2 separate regions of the Homo sapiens genome follow, and region 1 is linked to region 2. Evidence: chromatin loops called from intact Hi-C (ENCODE). Cell type or tissue: HCT116. All regions are shown on one strand. Each heading gives the region's core, and the rest is flanking DNA. Links, peaks and the distances in the headings are about the cores only. Region 1 has its middle 48 kb from the start of FDX1. Region 2 has its middle 50 kb from the start of POU2AF1.

Evidence for each region. Peaks named below come from ENCODE experiments on the same cell type or tissue, not always from the same donor. Only the 100,000 strongest peaks of a DNase experiment are listed, where the experiment ranks them.
Region 1: a loop joins it to region 2, with 3 times the contacts of the local background. A loop is called at or near these places in 3 of 110 quality-filtered maps.

What each region holds. Positions count from the first base shown.
Region 1 is chr11:110,473,335-110,482,655 of GRCh38, reverse strand. No RefSeq gene overlaps it. Among named protein-coding and RNA genes, the nearest start is that of FDX1, 48 kb to the right of the region's middle. In HCT116, for the core only: CTCF peaks have their summits at 3,858 and 4,064 (motif pointing left); a DNase peak (open chromatin) is centred at 4,046.
Region 2 is chr11:111,424,866-111,434,186 of GRCh38, reverse strand. It overlaps a transcript of BTG4 not described here. Among named protein-coding and RNA genes, the nearest start is that of POU2AF1, 50 kb to the right of the region's middle. In HCT116, for the core only: a CTCF peak has its summit at 4,958 (motif pointing right); a DNase peak (open chromatin) is centred at 4,956.

The DNA of each region.
Region 1 (9,321 bases), core at 816-8,815, 950 kb after region 2:
CAACCAAGCTGAGAATCAAATCAAGAACTCAACCTCTTTTGCAACAGCTGCAAAAAATAAATAAATAAATAAATAAAATACTTAAGAAAATACCTAACCAAGGAGGTGAAAACTACAACGAAAACTACAAAACACTGCTGAAAGAAATCATAGACAACATAAAAAAATGGAAACACATCCCACACCCGTGGATGTGTAGAATCAATATTGTGAAGATGACCATACTGCCAAAAGCAATCTACAAATACAATTCAATTCCCATGAATTGAATTCTTCACAGAACTAAAAAAGAAAAAAAACCCCTAAAATTCACATGAAACCAAAAAAGACCCCACGTAGCCAAAGCAAGGCTAAGCAAAAATAACCAATCTGGAGGCATCACATTACCTGATTTCAAACTATACTATAAGGCCATAGTCACCAAAACAGCATGGTACTGGTATAAAAATAGGCACATAGAGCAATGAAACAGAATAGAGAACCCAGAAATAAACCCAAATACTTACAGTCAACTGATCTTTGACAAAGCAAACAAAAAACATAAAGTGGGGAAAGGACACCCTATATAACAAATGGTGCTAGGATAATTGGCAAACCACATGCAGGAGAATAAAACTGGATCCTCATCTCTCACCTTATACAAAAATCAACTCAAGATGGATCAGGGACTTAAATCTTGGACCCAAAACTATAAAAATTCTATAAGATAATATTGCAAAGGGCCAACTTTCATGTTTTGAGCATCATGGTAAGGACCAAAGCCACCCGTGTAGAGCCAAAAGCAGAGGGCTCATGGGAAGGCAAGTCCCTAAGAATTAGTAGAAATTTGGCAGTGGACCTCTACGGGCAGTAAAACTGATGGTTCAGGAGAGACACTATCTAGATCTCAGGGGCCAGAAGGTGACAGCTGAGTCATAGACTGATAGCCCCTTCCTGGAAAGAGAAATCCCCATTAGCCATGCCACCACGGATCTGTCCCCAGAGCGATAAAAGCACAACCATAGCACTTCAGAAAATCTGCCCACCCCTACTCCACATGATATGAGGCTCTAGAGCTTGGGATTGAAACTCATCGTCCTAGCAACTAATGATACACATGCACTCAACCACCTTATAATCATAAGCAGGTTTGGAAGGTTGCAGATGATGTGTTAGGGAGTCTCTCTCTTTTCCTTTCTTTTTCTCTTTCTACTTATTCTCTTTCCTTTTTATCTTTTTCTCTTCTGCTTTTCTCTCTTCCTCTTTCTTTCCCCCCTCACTCTCTCTTTCCTTCTTTTTAAATTTAAGTCCTCTTTTGATAAATATAAAAATCTTACATCTCCCTAACCATCCTCCCTCTGAGATTCTGGTATGTCCTTGAACGGTGTGTGTCTCGGCTAGGTGTGGTGGCTCACGCCTGTAATCCCAACACTTTGGGAGGCCGAGGTGAGTGGAGCACCTGAGGTCAGGAGTTTGAGACCAGCTTGGCCAACATGGCGAAACCCCATCTCTACTAAAAATACAAAAATTAGCTGGGCGTGGTGGCAGGCGCCTGTAATCCCAGTTACTTGGGAGACTGAGGCAGGAGAATCGTTTGAACCCGGGAGGTGGAACTTGCAGTAAGCTGAGATTGCTCCACTGCACTCCAGCCTGGGCAACAACAGCAAAACTCTGTCTCAAAAAAAAAAAAAAAAAAAAGAAGTGTGTGTCTCTCACCTCACTTCTCCCTTGTCATTTCACACTAAGCTGATGGACCAGGTGGAAAGTTCGCCTAGCTCTACTTGCGTCCCAAGATGTAGAAAAAACTGTTCGGTTCTGAGGGTTGCTGAATTGTTCCCTTTTTTTTTTTTTTTTTTTTTACGTGGCCAGACTCAATCCACAATCTCTGGGTCAGCCAGAGTAAGGGTTGGAATTGTTCATAGGACAAGGATTCTCTTTTATTTTTAGTAGCTTCCTTGCTGAGAAACTTTCAGTAGCTCCTACCTTTCTTATGTCCATTAGGAATTGAGCAACAGGATAACAAAATGCATCCTCCAGCTGGGACTTGGACTCTACCTCGACAAAGGAATGAAATTAGTGTATCCACTACAACCAGCAAACGAGAACTATCTTAGCTTGCTGTCATAGTCCTTGCTTCTAGGAATGACTCTGGTTGTCTGCAAAAGCATTCTTCTTGCCCACAGCCCTGTGAAGAATAACTTCCTTGAGGACTAAGGTGCTGTTGTTCGCTGACAGTCCTCCTGCCTGGCTTTAACCTGTTCAACATCTTCATCGGTGAGTTGCTGGAAAACACAGAAAATCATGGAATCATGCTAGTCAATATGGCAGAGAGGATCAGTGCTTACCAGGTATTTCATGTTTTCCAACCTGTACTTCCCAGCCTCCCCTGAAGTTAGGTTGGGGTCATGTGACTGATTCTGGCCAAGGGACTATGAGCCAGGCACTTCCTCCACCTTATTTTTCCCCCACAGCAAAGACCTTGGGGGCCCTGTGTTCCAGATGGCTCTTTCAGAGAGAAGAGGGCAGCCGGACCCCTACTGGACTTCACATAAATGAGAAATAAACCCTTGGGTATTAAGCCATCAAGGCTTAATAGGGTTTTGTCGGTTAGGGCAGCTAAGGTTAATTATGATAATGACTGTAGCCAAACTTCACCACAGCTGAGAAGCAGTCTCTTGGCACAATGCCAAGTCAGACTGAGTAGTGCCTTCAGCCATCAAGTGCTGTTAGCTAAAATGGAGGGAGCCAATGGGGATGTCTTTTTGCCTTAGATTCTTCCAAACTAGCAGTGAAATTCAGCTCAGTCACCACTCAGAGAACGATGACGAAGGGTAGTGAAAGCAGCCTTTGTGTCATGATATAAATGGTGTCTTGAAACAGAAACTTCAGCAACCCCTGTAAACAAGAACTCTATCCCATACTTGTTTACTATACTTTGGATTGCAGCCTGGAGGAATAGAAACTTCTGCCTTCCCTTGGGTGGAACCCAGCTAAGCAGGCTTCACTTCCAGAGGTATACTAGGTTCCCATTCATGCCAAGAGGTGACATCAAAACTTCTGCAACAGGAGAAAGCAGTGAAGTAAGTACTTGCCTCTTGTTACTGCCAATCTGCAGCTTGTTATCATGGAGGAGGGAGAAGCCCTCCTCAGCTGGAAGACTGGAGGTGGTTTTCATGATTCACTGGTTACATAATACTGTCTCCCTTGGAAATCATACTGTAATAGGAATACTGGCAGCTCTACCTTCCCCACCAGCACCACCATCAATAGATAAATAGATAAAGCGCTCTCTCTGGCTCCAAGCTTACCTTAGTTTTGCCTTGCAGCAATCACAAAGAATGCATCAGATGATTGCATCAGGGCTAGAGTCTTCCTCAAGAGGAACAGATATTATCTACAAGAAGAATTAGGAAGCTGCAACTTAACCATATTTCCTCTTAGACAAGGATTGCTCTTTTTTTGGAGTGGTGCTGAACCCATCTATTTGGAGCTAACTGCTTACATAGCAAAGTGAGCTCGGAGAAGGAAGAGACTTTTAAACAGCACAATAGACTCAAAATGGCAGAGACATGCACGTTGAAAAGGAGAAGAAATACTCAGGACAGTTTTCTGCTCACCATAGAGCTCAGGCATTTTAGAATTTTTTCAGATTTGAGGTGCAAAGAACAAAAGACAAGTTAGCCAAAATGACAGCCTGATGTGACAGGACCAAGGAACAATTTTGTCAAAATGGGCTTTTCTTTTTGCCATTTTGCCCGTGCGGCAGCTAAAGCTCATTGGTGCTACTTAAAAGAGACCAGTTCCAAGGAGTCCTCGGTGCCTCCAGGCAGTCCCCTGAAGAGTACCCTACTTTCTCCCAAGCCCTTGTAGCGTGCACTGTGTGTACAGTTTTAGGTCTGGATACAGGTTTCCACTGGGAAAGCCTGGCTGGGCGGTGGCCTCAAACAGTCGTACCAGGCATCCTTTTTCCAGGTTTCTCCGCAGGAGGCCAAGGCCGCAGAGATCACTCCCTGCACCGCTCTCAGGCCGCCTTCTCAGCAGGATGCCTGGCTGTCATTCCTTCTCTAGCTCCAGCGCCCCCTATAGCCTGAAGGGGATCAGCTCATCCGTGGAATGAGAACGGTTGTTCTGACATTGGACCACAGGCACGGTGTTCAACTGTGTGCCTCGTCCAGAACCAAGTTTGTTTACTTAGAATTCCAGACATGGTGAAGCCAACAAACATTATAAGGTATATTGACAGATGAAGTGATGTTCTATCTGGGGTTTGTGTGAAAATAACCAGGGTACTGGGGATAGGCAAGGGTGAGGGGTAGGTAGAGGTTATAAAGTGATCGCTAGTTGACACTTACTGAAACTGTGTGATGAGTACATGAGGTAATATCCTTATAGGATGGTTGTGTGGATCACAGGCAAATGGATGTGCCTCAGTAAACAGTTGCTATTATCCTCACTTTACACTCGATGATGTGAGATTCAGAGAGGCTAAGTACTTCCCTGAGCTCCCAATCCAGGCCATATGTATCTCATTCCGAAGTCTATGCACTTGGCCCCTTAGCTATTTCATACATACCCAGTTCCCAGCAGAGTGCGTGCCACACAGGCCACAACTAATCACTTACTAGGTGCCAGCCACAGTGTTAAGCACCTTGTGTGGATTACCATATTTATCACAACAGCCCTAGGATCAGGTACCATTAGTACATACAGCCTTTTACAGATGAGGAGGCTGGGGTAGTAGGGGATTTGAACGTTTTGCCCCAGGAAAAAGTCAGTCAGGCGTGGGACTAGGATTGGAGACCTGGTCCTCTGACTCTAGAATCCGCCCTCCTAACCATGGTACTGGGTTAATGCTCTCTCTGGGTTAGACTGTGTGCAGAGCCATTTCAAGGGGAGGGCAGGTTGTGGAGATGGCCCTGGGTGATCTCTGGGCTGTCTTTGGAAACTACCAACAAGAATTGAGTTGTTTAGAAACAATCAACAATTATCCCCTTCTTGATACCTTTCTTACCATCAGGACTAAGACAACTTCCCCTGGTCCCCACCATTGTCCAGTCTCTATGTGTCTGTTTCCTCTGCTCTTTTCCAGGTTTCCATGCTGTTCCCCCATTTGGCTCCTTTTTTCCCTTTCAGGGTTGTATTTGCCTAATTCTTCCTCACTAAGAGCGCTGAGTGGACCGAAACCTGGTTATGAAGTCAAATATCTCAGTGATTCATCCAACTATCATTAGAGTGACAGACACTGAGCAAGGTGCTAGGATTGCAGAGATTAAAGACTGGCTCGCAGTCTAGTGCCACAGACAGAATTTAATTCACAAATATCTACTGAGCACCTACTGTAGGCCAGGGCCTCTTGTAGAAGCCTGGGACACAGCTTAGTCCAGGCAGAGTCCCCCTTCCCAGCGCTTTCATTCAAATTGAGGAGTATGGGGTAAACATCCTATGAAAAGTATAAAGCAGAAAATGGGATCACAGAAGGTAAACCAATAATTGTAATAAACTTAAGTGCTGTTCTTTTGTTAGAAGCAAGAGCAGGTGTTCCAGAAACACAAGGAAACAATGCCTGCACTGTCCTAAGACGTGGGGAAGACTGTTGAAGACGGCAGACAGCCACTAGGCAGTGTGCATAGCAAGGAGTCAAGGCCTGGAGTTGTGTGACAGGGCAGCACAAACCAGTGTGTGTCTGGAGCTAACAGTGGAATCTGCAGCAAGACCACAGAAAGCCCTGTCTGCAGTTGAAAGGTGCCTGGACTCTACTGTTGGTCTGTTTCCTAAACTTGCCTGACATGAACCACCAGGGTACTTGTTAAAAGCTGTTCCCCAAGTTCTATACCAGATCTACAGAATCAGAATCTTCAGAAAAGAGGCTTTGAATCAGTACTTTTAACAAGCCCTCAGATGGTTCTTATGATCAGGCAAGTTTGGAAACAGCCTGGGAGTGATGCCGGCCATGGAAATTAATTCTGGAGCAGTTCTGAACGGTGAGTGCCTTGATCCCTGGAGGCCCCCTCCCCTTACAGAACTCCACTTCCCTAAACCTCCATAAGCACCTGCATGGTGAGTAGAGGGTGCTGTGCTGACCTGGCCAGCAGACTTCTAGGCCTCTTGACCTAGTAAGGCTGATGTAACCTTTGCCACCAGAAGCATTTTTGCAAATCAGTGTATTTCCACAAGCAGAAATCTAATAACAGACATAGAAAAAAATGGAATATATTCTATTGCTCTTTTTTACTGTTTTCTCTTTTCTTTTTATCAGATGATAAGGGCTGTGTTTGCAAGGTGCGCTAGCTACAGACTGACTGAACATTGCAATGATAAAAAGGACAGAGGAAAGCAAGAGGGTACATCTGGGAGGAGACATTAAAGTGGTGAACGGAAATGTTTATGGGTCAGAAAATCACAGTTGTAGCCATTTGGCATAGTGTTCTAGAACATGCCTTGATGAAGAGATAAATAGAATCTCAATAGAATCTCCTTCTTCTAGCATCTTTATGAGTACTGGCAAAGCTTCCTTACAGAGAGCGCGATGAGTGATTTGACAATACAGATTCTATACCTGCTGTGTAAGTGGGCTAGGGATTAGATTTCATAATGCCCAGTTAGTGTTGCTAAAGCTTCCTATGATGGAAAAATGCTCTCTATTTTGGGTACCTTGGCTCTGGACAGTTCAGAAAGGATTAGTGAAAAATTCTATTGCAATTCTTGGTTAATACAAAGAAAAAGTTGGGGGAGGGAGGAGAGAAAAGAGAAAGGAGAAAGAGAGACAATGCCAAAAAATGAAAACTCATTTTAGCTCTTCTATTAAAGCCAGATGTATTTTAGGCCCTGTTTCTAGGCAACTGCATTAATGATAATATTCTTGAATCCTTTTTTTAAAGACTCACAACTGTCAGAGTCAGTAAAGGTCAGAAGGTAATTATAAAGTAATAAGAATGACATCCGAGAGGCAGAAGTGCTCCAGCATCACTGGAGAAGCATTGACATTTCATACTTTGCATCCATTTTCGGAAACTCTAGGAACCTCCTTGGGGCACTTCATCATGCCCCTTTGACAAGATCACTGACCCAGTCAAACCTGAAGAGGACACTGGCATTTAACCTGTTCTATCATAACACCTCTCAGATCATCACTGGGGATTGATGAAGTTCCCACGGTGTGCATCACCCTCTGCTAGCTATTAGGAAAGGTGTGTACCAAACAGCTAAGACAATGTCGAAGCAATAAAGAACTTTATAACTGGAAATTGCCTTGGAGAGCAGACCAATAGTCTCAATATATAGATAAGGAAACTGGACCCAGAGACAGGAGGAGGGGAAAGGAGGGAAGAAACAAAAATCTATTAAGTGCAATGGATGTGCCTACTCTGAGTTCACTGAAGATGGAGCAGATCTTCTAACCAGTGTTCACTTTGCTATTGTGTGTGTGGCCTTGGAACAAAGAAGGAAACTGACGTTTATTGAGTTCCTCAAGTACTTTGCTACTCTCTTTATTTACATTATCATTTGATTTTCAGAATTGCATAGGGTTTATAGGCATCATTCCTATTTTACAGAGGTCAAAGCTAGGCCTTACAGAGGTTAAGTCTTCCTGGCTCCCCATGTTTCTACATATTTGATCTTGGAGAAGGTCTGTGTTAAGTCCTCACTTGCAAAATGATGATAAAACCATGTATCTTGCAGGGTACTTTACAAAATTAAATAAGGTCATTTGTGTGAATACCTAGCACAGTGCTGGACATATGGTAAGTCAGAGCACTGAACTGCTTTTATCAAAACCTTCCAGTAGCTTCTATCCCATGGAAGTAAAAGCTGAGCCCTTGCCCTGGCCTACAGGGCCTGCACCATCTGCAAACTCCCCTTGCCTGCTCATTCACCTTCCTGACCACCCTTCCTGCTGCTCCCCTGCCCTCCCAGGCCATCTCCCGGAGCATGCCTTCCTGTGGCATCCACCTCAGAGACCACCCCATTCAAAATCTGCAGCTCCTTGCTCCCCACCCTCAACACCTGTATCATTTTTCTCTGCTTTACATTCTCCATAGCACTTATCACTACCTAAGGAACTGTCTATTGTTATTCATTTTCTATTCCCCCACACACTGGAGAGGAAGCTGCAAAGGCAGGAATTCATTTGTTTTGTCCTTGCTGAATCCTCAGCACCTAGCAGATGCTCCAGAAATATTAAGTGAATAAATGGATATTCTCTTCCTTCCTCCCACCTTCCCTCCCTTGGTCACAGATGGTATTAGATCAGATGTCTCTGCCCTTCCAAAGTATGAAAAAAAAAAAGAGAAAAACTTGAACTGTCAGTAAATACAAAACACAGTTAACGGGCTTCAAGACAAAGGGCATGTCCAAACCAGGGACAAATAATGTTGCCTAGGCCTCTTTACCCACACTATAACTCCTTCCTGAGTTTGAGGTGTCCAGACTCTGTTTCCTTTTTTTAAAAGTGTTCATGTGGCTTGTCCCTGCAGCATGAAGGCACCTTCTCTGCTTTCCAATATTTTGGTATTATAGACTGACTACTGGGTGTCAGACTCCATGCTCTGTGCTGGATGGTACACAGGATGTGCTTACAGCTTACCGGCAGAGACAATCACCCACCACCAGGCTCAATATACTATAACATGGCAAAGGCTAAGATGGAACTATATCCTGTGGCCGGCGGGGGGAGGTCCCAAAAAGCGGGGAGACATATAATCCCAGCTGAAAGTTCAGAGAACACTTCCCAGAGACATCTTGAAAGATAACTGAGTGAGCTGGGCCAAGACAGAGCAGGAGGGAGCTCCAGTCAGAGCTCAGCCTAAGCAAATGCAGAGTTATGAAACAGCATGACATATTCAGGGAACACAAGGAGGTTTGTATTATCAGAACGTAAGCTATAGGGCTCGGCATCTCTCATGTGCTATACGAAGGGGCTTGGACTTGTGGAATTGATCTAATTTGTTTTCAGATTGATCATCCTAATGGAGGGTGGTTTTAATCCAGGCTTATTAAAGATTTAGAAGGCCAATTAAAGGAAGACTCAGGGAGATTATTTAAAATGTTTTTGAGGGAGAGAGAATTCCCTAACGACTTAAGCTTAGATGGCACACCTGGCCCTTTCCACATGATAACAGGAGGGGACATAGACCCTTCAGAAACCTGTGTAGCCTAGAGGCCCCCTTAGAATCAGGCATATAACCTAGAGAGAGACTAGGTGGTCTGTTCCAGTCCATGGTCAACCTACAGGGTTCACTCCAGGTCTGGCCAGCCTCCTAAGACCAGAGAATCCCTTAGGAGGTAAATAATCAATTTTGAGGTTCCTTGAAATTCAAACTCACCCAAGACCCCTGTTGACAT
Region 2 (9,321 bases), core at 688-8,687:
CATTTTCTTTATCCAGTCTATCATTGATGGACATTTGGGTTGGTTCCAAGTCTTTGCTATTGTGAATAGTGACACAATAAACATACGTGTGCATGTGTCTTTATAGTAGCATGATTTATAATCCTTTGGGTATATACCCAGTAATGGGATGGCTGGGTCAAATGGTATTTCTAGTTCTAGATCCCTGAGGAATCGCTACATTGTCTTCCACAATGGTTGAACTAATTTACACTCCCACCAACAGTGTGAAAGCATTCCTATTTTTCCACATCCTCTCCAGCATCTGTTGTTTCCTGACTTTTTAATGATCACCATTCTAACTGGCATGGGATGGTATCTCCCTGTGGTTTTGATTTGCATTTCTCTGATGACCAGTGATGAGCATTTTTTTCATATGCCTGTTGGCTACATAAATGTCTTCTTTTGAGACATGTCTGTTCATATCCTTTGCCCACTTTTTGATGGGGTTGTTTTTTTCTTGTAAATTTGTTTAAGTTCTTTGTAAATTCTGGATATTAGTCCTTTTGTCAGATGGATAGATTGCAAAAATTTTCTCCCATTCTGTAGGTTGCCTGTTCACTCTAATGATAGTTTCTTTTGCTGTGAAGAAGCTCTTTAGTTTAATTAGATCCCATTTGTCTATTTTGGCTTTTGTTGTCATTGCTTTTGGTGTTTTAGTCATGAAGTCTTTGCCTATGCCTATGTCCTGAATGGTGTTGCCTAGGTTTTCTTCTAGGGTTTTTATGGTTTTAAGTCTTACATTTAAGTCTTTAATCCATCTTGAGTTAATTTTTTTGTAAGGTGTAAGGAAGGGATCCAGTTTCAGCTTTCTACATATGGCTAGCCAGTTTTCCCAGCACCATTTATTAAATAGGGAATCCTTTCCCTGTTGCTTGTTTTTGTCAGGTTTGGACAAACTATTTCATGCCCCCACACCACAGTTGCTTCATTTGTAAGATCAGAAAATCAGATTGGATGATCTTTAAGGTCTCTTCCATCTTTGTTGTACATTTTATGACTGTTTAGTGTATTTTATATTGCGCCCATTGCAAACAATAGATGCTGGTTTACTAATGAATTCTGGCCACTATCTCCTTCTTGTCTTACCTCCAAGTCAGAGTCTGCCTGGCTTGGCCCAGTTAAGATGACAAGGGCTTCTACAACTACTTCCAGGGGAGACAGATATATTACTTGAGGCCAGGCATGGTGGCTTATGCCTGTAATACCAGCACTTTGGGAGGTGGAGGTGGAAGGATTGCTTGAGCTCAGGAGTTTGAGACCAGCCTGGGCAACATACTGAGACCTTGTCTCTACAAAAAAGAAAAAAAAAAGATATATTACTTAAGAAGTAGAAATAGTAAGATCTGGTTTCTGAGGAAGATGAAGGTTTAATTTTTTCACACAGTGTAAAGCAATTCAAAATATTTCATTAGCTCTGTTCTGTGCCACCAAACATATTTGTTTCCCTTCTATCTGGCAGAACAAAACTTTATTTGACCTGCTAGTTTCTCTCATGTCTGTTATTTTCTTTCTTTATTTTTTTGAGATGGAGCTTTGCTCTGTTGCCCAGGCTGGAGTGCAACAGCGTGGTCTCAGCTCACTGCAACCTCTGCCTCCTGGGTTCTACAGATTCTCCTGCCTCAGCCTCCCAAGTAGCTGGGATTACAGGCACCCACCACCATGCCCAGCTAACTTTTGTATTTTTAGTAGAGATGGGGTTTCACCATGCTGGCCAGGCTGGTCTCGAACTCCTGACCTCAGGTGATCTACCCACCTCGACTTCCCAAAGTGTTGGGATTACAGGCATGAGACACTGTGCTTGGCCTGTTATTTTCTTTAAATATTACTTAATTGTTGGATTGTAATTCTGCTTGCTGTGTGTTTGTTTGGTACCCATAGCCCATGTTTAAGTGATCCGGGAGGCAGGGACCAGGATCCAACTCCTTCACGTGGCTCCACAGCGAAATACCCTGCCTATCAGCATTCTCTGAGAGTGTCAGCTACCTGAGGGCAGGGCTCTAGCTGTGCTTTCTCCTTTCTCTCTAGCTCCAGGAACACACATTAAGACTCAGTAAATGTTTGTTGAATGAATCAAATGTCAAAGGAATCAATAGTAGGTACTCATAAGTGCTTACTGATTTGCACTGATGTGCTGGTGTGCTCTAACTATTTTTTTGTAATTCTGACCTTCCTGACAGTCTCTTTGGCTCTAGCTTTGTTTCCTGATATTTAGTTCTCTGGCTTCTACCCTGATTCCATGTCTGTATCCTCCACTGGGAATCCCAACCAAGCATCGTGACAGCATCTACTACTTTCATTCTGGAGGCTGTCAAGTATGTGTCCCCAGCTCTGCAAGTTGCTAGAGTTCAGTTCTTACATCTCTGATTGGGTGCTGGAAGAAAACGTAGAGGTCATCTAATTAGATCCCTTAGCTAAACTTCCCATGCTTGTCCTCCACTCTGGTCATTTCCTACACAGGACAGCCCATTTCACTGTGGTCCAGCCCCGGGGGTTGTCCTCCATCCCTCCTCTTGTCTAGATGCTAAGCCTCTGCACAGGATGGGCCGTATATTATGTGAATCAGTTAACTTCTGTTGATTAAACAGTGAATATTTGAGAATATGAAAAGCTTGAATATTGAACTTAGGTGGGAGGTATTATTCCCTAAGTAGGTTTTGGAGGGGCCTCTTGGTTGGAATCAAAATGCTCTGTGTTCAAATTCCAATTCTATCATTTACTGGCTATGCCCCTTTAGGAAAGTTACTTCTCTGAGTCTCAATTCCCTGATCTATGAAGCGGTAATAATGGCAGTGCCTACATCATAGGCTTGCTATGAAGATTCATGAGATACTGTAAATTCAGTGCTTAGAACAGTGCCTGACACATCAAGGGCTCCAAAAAAGGGAGTTATCATTATGTTTATTAGGCTAATATTAATACTGAGCCTGGGGTTCTAGACCAGCCACAAAGCAATGTGTTGACCTGAACCCCCATCCTTCAATTCACCTCTCAATACAATACTGAACAATATAGCCCTCCTTTACTGCCTGGGTTAAGGTACACAAATATGTTCTGCCTTCAGATAAGTCCTTTAATTTCTGCTTTTGAATATCAAACCCTTTCGTCACTGACTGAGGCACTATGGGGGCATAGAAGAGAACAAAATTAGTCACTGTATGTGAGACCATGCTGAGCTGCTTTTGTATACGTGGTGACTGCCTTCTTTTAATCTGGTAAAAAGAAAAGGCTGGTATGTATAAATGAATTAGAGGCAATATTAGCTCCGTATGTGAAGGGTTGCATTGTGATGTGAAAACTCAATTGAGAGGCACTTTAATCTGGGGTTAAGAGGTTTTGGCATCAAAACAACCAAGATTCTAATGTTGATTCTGCCATTTAGTGGCTGTGTGACTTTGAGGAAGTTATTCAACCTTTCTGGGTCTCAGTTTCCTCATCTGGGTTCTTTTGGTGAGGACAAAATGAAGTCATATGCTAACAATTGTTTGACACAGGAAAATAAATCTTGGGACCCCCCAAATCCCTAAGCCAAGGGAAAAGTCAAGATGGTAATGGTGTCCGTGTGGTCAGGCTAACCTACCTCCCATTTTATTCCTAAATAAGGTAGCTAAAAGGTAAGAAGATACTTACCCTCCTTACAATTTGCCTACAAGGAAATTGCTTGTGGACAAAGGACAGACAGAATTCAGTCATCCCTCTGAGGCTTGCCTGAGACAAATGCATATCTGATTACTTCCTCTGCCCTAGTGTTTACATAAAAATGCAGATTCACTAAGCCAAACTAAATTGTGTATTCAGTGGAAGGCTAGTCAAGGATTCAAAAGAATGCAACCTTTTGTCTTTTATCTACTTCTAACCTGGTAGGCTCCACTTTTGAGTTGTCCCACCTTACTGGACCAAACCAATGTACAGCTTACATATATCAATTGATGTCTCATGTCTCTCTAAAATGTATAAAAGCAAGCTGTACCCTGGCAACCTTGGGCACGTGTCGTCAGGACTTCCTGAGGCTGTATCATGGTTGTTTCTTAACCTTGGCAAAATAAACTTTCTGAATTGACTGTGACCTATCTCCGATATTTTGGGTTAACAACACATGACAATGCACCATAAGCGTTTACTATTATGATGTGCTTGCTGTGTTCAGCAGAAAGAGCTCACTGAGGCCTGTACTAATCAGAAGAGATAGGATTTAAGTACACTAAGACAAGGGAAAAACAAAACAAAAAACACCAACAACAATAACACAGACTCAGGAAAGCCTCTGGAGTGTTAAGGATGGTGGGATGTACAGCAGGACTTGAAGAAAGTGTATAACCTTGGAAGATATGAGAAAGCAGGTGGGATCAGCAGCAGAAGAATTGAAGTGGGGGAGTTGCCCCTTTACGTTCTCCATTTTGTCTAGGAGTGTGCTTTGCTCAACAAATGCTTAGCAGTTGCTACAGAACTTCTTGGCCTAATTGTGTGGCCCCGTTTCTCTTATAGCTAATGAGTTTTGGGAGTTTACTACCTTTTTGTATTCTTCACTGAATTTCCTAAAACTATCTGATTCAAAGCTCCAGAAATGTCCCTTTTCCTATTAGTTTTAGATCTGCTCAACAAGTCCAGGGATACCTTATCTGTTTACCAATTATAAACCCCTGTTTATGCCTGAGAAGATACAAAGCATCTTTCTTCTTGGCTTTTACCTTTACCTTCTAGGTACAAATGTCTGTCTCATTTTGGAATCAGCCTGATTTCATCAGTTGCTACGTGACCTTGAGCAGGCTGCTTAACCTCCCTTGTTCCATTTCCTCATGTGTAAAATTTGAGTAACGTGCCAGTTACCCATTTATTGCCTCTCAGTTCCGAGTTCATCTTTTGGGACCTGCCCTGCAATACTGACTGGTCTCTCAAGATGTCTCCTTTCTACCGAGAGAGCGTGATGTTAAGCTTTGTCAGTAGGGGGCGCCTCCCTCAAAAGTAGGTTTTTGTGAGTAACTGTTTCTTGGGTACTGGGTATTTTGAAATGTCCCGGAATTAGATAGTGGTGATGGTTGCACAACATTGGAACTATCCTGGAAGTCACTCACTTGTACACTTTAAAATGGCTAAAATGGCAAATTTTAAGTCATATAGATTTTTACCTCAATTTAAGAAAAGTAAGTTGTGAGGATGGGACAAATTCGTGAATGGGGAGAGCTCAGAACGATGTTTGGAACATACATAGTGAGTGGTCTGTAAATATTACGGGTGATTGCACATTCGCTTAATTATTTAGCTAGCGGTCTATCACTGGCCTTCCTTTTCCTGGAGCTAATGAGACCCTCACACTGTATTCCTGGTTACCACGAACCTGAGGCAGCCATGAAGCTGAAGAGCCTTGCAGAAATTCCTGCCTCTCACACTGGTAGACCCTGGTAGCCTGTTCCAGGAGTGGGAGTGGAATGAATGCCTGCACCCCCACTTCCCCTGAATGGCTCCAAACAGCAGATAGTCAGGGGCTGAGTAACTCTGCGTAGAGAAGTTCAGAGATAGGACCTAACATTGAGCTTTGTGTCCTAGGGCTCAGGTCCCCTGGGCTAGAATTTAATTTGGATCAGGAAGAACCTGTTGATACCTGATTGTTTTTCTCCCCAGGTCCGCTGTCAGTCTGCTCCCCTGGGGAGATGACTGTGTGGCCCAATGCCATAGTCCCCAGGCATTGGCAAAAGGAAGAGGTCCCTGACTGGAGGCTCTGCACAACTCTGTAGGTCAGCAGGGCTTGCTGAGGATTGCAGGACAGAGATGCAAGGAAAAGCAGCAGAAACAATACAGTGGGGTTTGAAGAAATCTGGAGGGACTGAATTGGGGGACTTTTCTTTGTGACGTCATCATAGAGAAGGGTGTAGGGTCTTAAAAGGGAACTCAGTTCCTTCATCTTCTTCCTCTTCCCCTTCCATCTTTGTGATAATCCTTGTCATCTCACAGTCTAGAAGACCAGTATTTCCATTCTATACTCTACCAAATCCCAGATATTTCAGGACAGGCCTAACTCAGAAATTTTCTGTCCTGACGTCTCCATACTTACCTATGCACTTTTTGGACCATTTATCCTAGCTCTTGGCGAGGAAAATACGGCCATTAGTCAAATCCTCCTCCCTATAACTTCATCCTTGCTTTGTCACAGCTGCTTGCCGGGGGCTTGTCGGCAAGCAGGAAGGGAGAATGCCACCGCCTTGGGCTGCCTCCCCACAGAGCTGTATGTGTCCTCAGTCTAATGTTCGGGGTGGGGGGAACCAAAAGCCTGTGCCTTGTGATGTGACGCCTCTGTCACTCTATTGTCATATTCTATGAAGTCAACCCAGGAAGGCTCAGGTAGCAAATGCCTGTGCAGAAAGTCAGGGAAGTCAGCTGCTTGCTTTCAGGGACCACATTTGACTGACCCCTCCCCTTGGGGTAGCTGCAGCTTCTGGGTGGCATTGGTTTTGGGGTCCCCGAGCTGCCAGAGTATCCCTCTAAAGACTCCCCTGAGACCTCCCCTCAGACACAGTTACCAAACATGTTTTTCATCTTTATTAATCTGCTCCTCTTCTCACGTTTCTCAGGTCACAGCTGCCTTGTTATCTGATGGGCTTTCTGCCAGCCCCATGAAGCCTGACAGTTATAAAGGGTGGATTAGCGGCAGAAGAATATTTATTAGGAAAAAAAATCTCTTTTTATTCTTCTGTTGTTTTATATGGAGTTGGCCACATATTGCCTGGGTGAGATCAGAGCGGTCCTTTGAGAGCTGTGAGCAGAGGTCCCATGTCTGGGTGTTCGGCAGTGCTGGGTGAGCGGCCATGATTATTCTTGACCGCCATGGGCCCCTCTCTCTAGGCCTCTACCAAAGGGTCCTGCTCAATTTCACAGCTCAGAGAGGTCTGTGATGTGGCTGCCTTTTTCCAGAAAGAAGAGCATCTTATTGTGAATGGATCTCACCTTTCCTCTAGTCTCTAGAGCTGAGATGGGTAGAGAACTGATCCTTTCTTAATGATTTCAATTTAGTAGCTCCACTTTGCTGGGGTATATTTAACAGCATTATGAGAGAAAAGAGATGTTCCAATAGAAAATGGAGGCAGGCAGGGACTTTTTCTTACCCACTTATGAAGAAACTCTGTCACTGAGATCATTCTAGGTCTCTTCAAGGAAATAATATCCTTGTGGGGAGTTGATTTTCATTCTGTCTTTGTGACTTCAGTGGTGGGATTGTAAATCAATTGTGTTTGCAAAGACTGAGAAATGTTCTGATGGCGCTGGTGAGCTCCCAGGGAAGCTCCAGAAAACATGCTCTGCTAAGGCACATACACTTTGAGTAAACTCCGGGGTGATATTAACTTTCCCACACCGGCCTGGGAGCTGGCTGTGCCAAACCTGCCCGGGCCTGCCTGCCTCTGATGCAGTGTGATACAGGGGCGTGGTAAGGGGAGTGTAGGTGAAGAAGCCTTGGGTGCTGGTGAAGAGGGTGACTTCTGATCTGGTCTTTCTCATCTAGTGGTGGTCATCATCTGGAATTCAGGCCGGCCTGGGCTCTGGTAGCAATGGGAAAACTGAGGAGTCAGGATCTCTGGAGCATGGAGGGAGAGTCACTGTGAGAGGAGAGCCCAAGGTGTGCTAGAACTATAAGGGAACACTACAGATTGAAACACCTTGTCCACCCACCACCGCTACAATGCAAACCCCTTTCCCTATCCCTGCCATATTTGCCATGCATATTTCTGCAGTACATTCTCTCTATTGTGTGTTCTCCTTTTCTTTTGCCAAAGAAAGTGTCTTTCCAAAGAGCTTTGGAGACACGGAGAGAGAACCATGGGTGCTAGAGTCTTCTGCCAGGAGGATCTATACAATGTGTAGATACAACCACTCTCAATCCAGTCCTCCTTTCCATTTTTTTTTCATTTCCCTTCCCTTCCTCTGTCACTGCTTTCATGGTTTCTTGGCAATTCTCACCTCTCTCTGGCTGGACCACCCACTTTCTCATTGTGGGAAGACACTGAGCATACCCCACATGAACTCATCACCCTCCTCCTTGTCCCGCTGTGCTCCTCTTGACACCCTGGTTTTTGGATAATGATGCCAACATTCTGTAAATCACCTAGGCACTAGAGCCCAGGTCAGTTTCTCCTTTTTTTTCTTTCTTTGAGACGAGGTCTGGCTCTGTCATCCAGGCTGCAGTGCAGTGGCGCAATCTCGGCTCACTGAATCCTCAACTTCCAGGGCTCACGTGATCCTCCCACCTCAGCCTCCCGAGTAGCTGGGACTGCAGGTGTGTGCCACCATGCCCAGCTATTTTTAAATTTTTTGTAGAGATGGGGTGTCACTATGTTACCCAGGCTAGTCTCAAACTGTTGAGCTCAAGCGATCTTCCCACCTTGGCCTCCCAAAGAGCTGCGATTATAGGCGTCAGCCACTGTGCCCGCCCTCAGATCCATTTCGATGCTTTTCTTGCCCTTGCTAGTTCCCAGATTGAGTGTAGTCTGCTTGGTTAGTATCTCTTGCATTCATACCCTATTTTTCTTCCTACCTACTGCTCTGATTTTGGTAATTATCTCTCATCTGGGTTACTACAGTAGTTTCTTAACTGAAATTTCAATATTTCCCGTCTTTCTTCTTAAGTTTTTCTTCTACTATCGGGCCAGATAAATCTTCTAAAAGGCGCTGATCATAACCTTGCAGCATTAAAAACTGTCATTAACTCTCCATTGCTAACCCCCAAGTCCCCAGGCTCCTTAAATGGTCAGCACTGGGGGCTCTCCAGTCTTCTTTTTCGACTGTATCCTTGGAGGGACTATGAGCTCCATGAGGCCAGGGCTCCTGTGTCTTTTGTGTATGTGTTTATCTCCATGATCAGCATGGAGCCTGCCTATGGTACAGAGTGCCTGGCATGCAGCAGGGCCTCAACAACACCTGTGAACCCCCTACCCAGAAATGCTGCCACTGTCTTCCAGGAATCCTTACTGCTTCTAAAAAATACCCTTCATTTTTCCTACCTCCTCCTTTGCACACGTTCTGCCTGGAATGCATGCCCCATGATAAAAGTTTGTTCCACACCTACCCATTTTCCCAGGTCCAGCCCAAATGGCGCCTTCCTTCATGTAGCCCTCTATGATTGTACAGAAGGACCTGCTCATCCGCTTTCTAAACTGCCATGGCAGTTTGTCCCCTCTCATGGCCCTTGACATCACATCTCTTCTCTAGTAAGGTTTGAGCTACTTGGGGACCGGGCTTGTTTTTATTAATCTTTTAAAGTACCTAATACAGCCTGGCTCACTGCAATCTCTATCTCCCAGGTTGCAGTGATTCTCC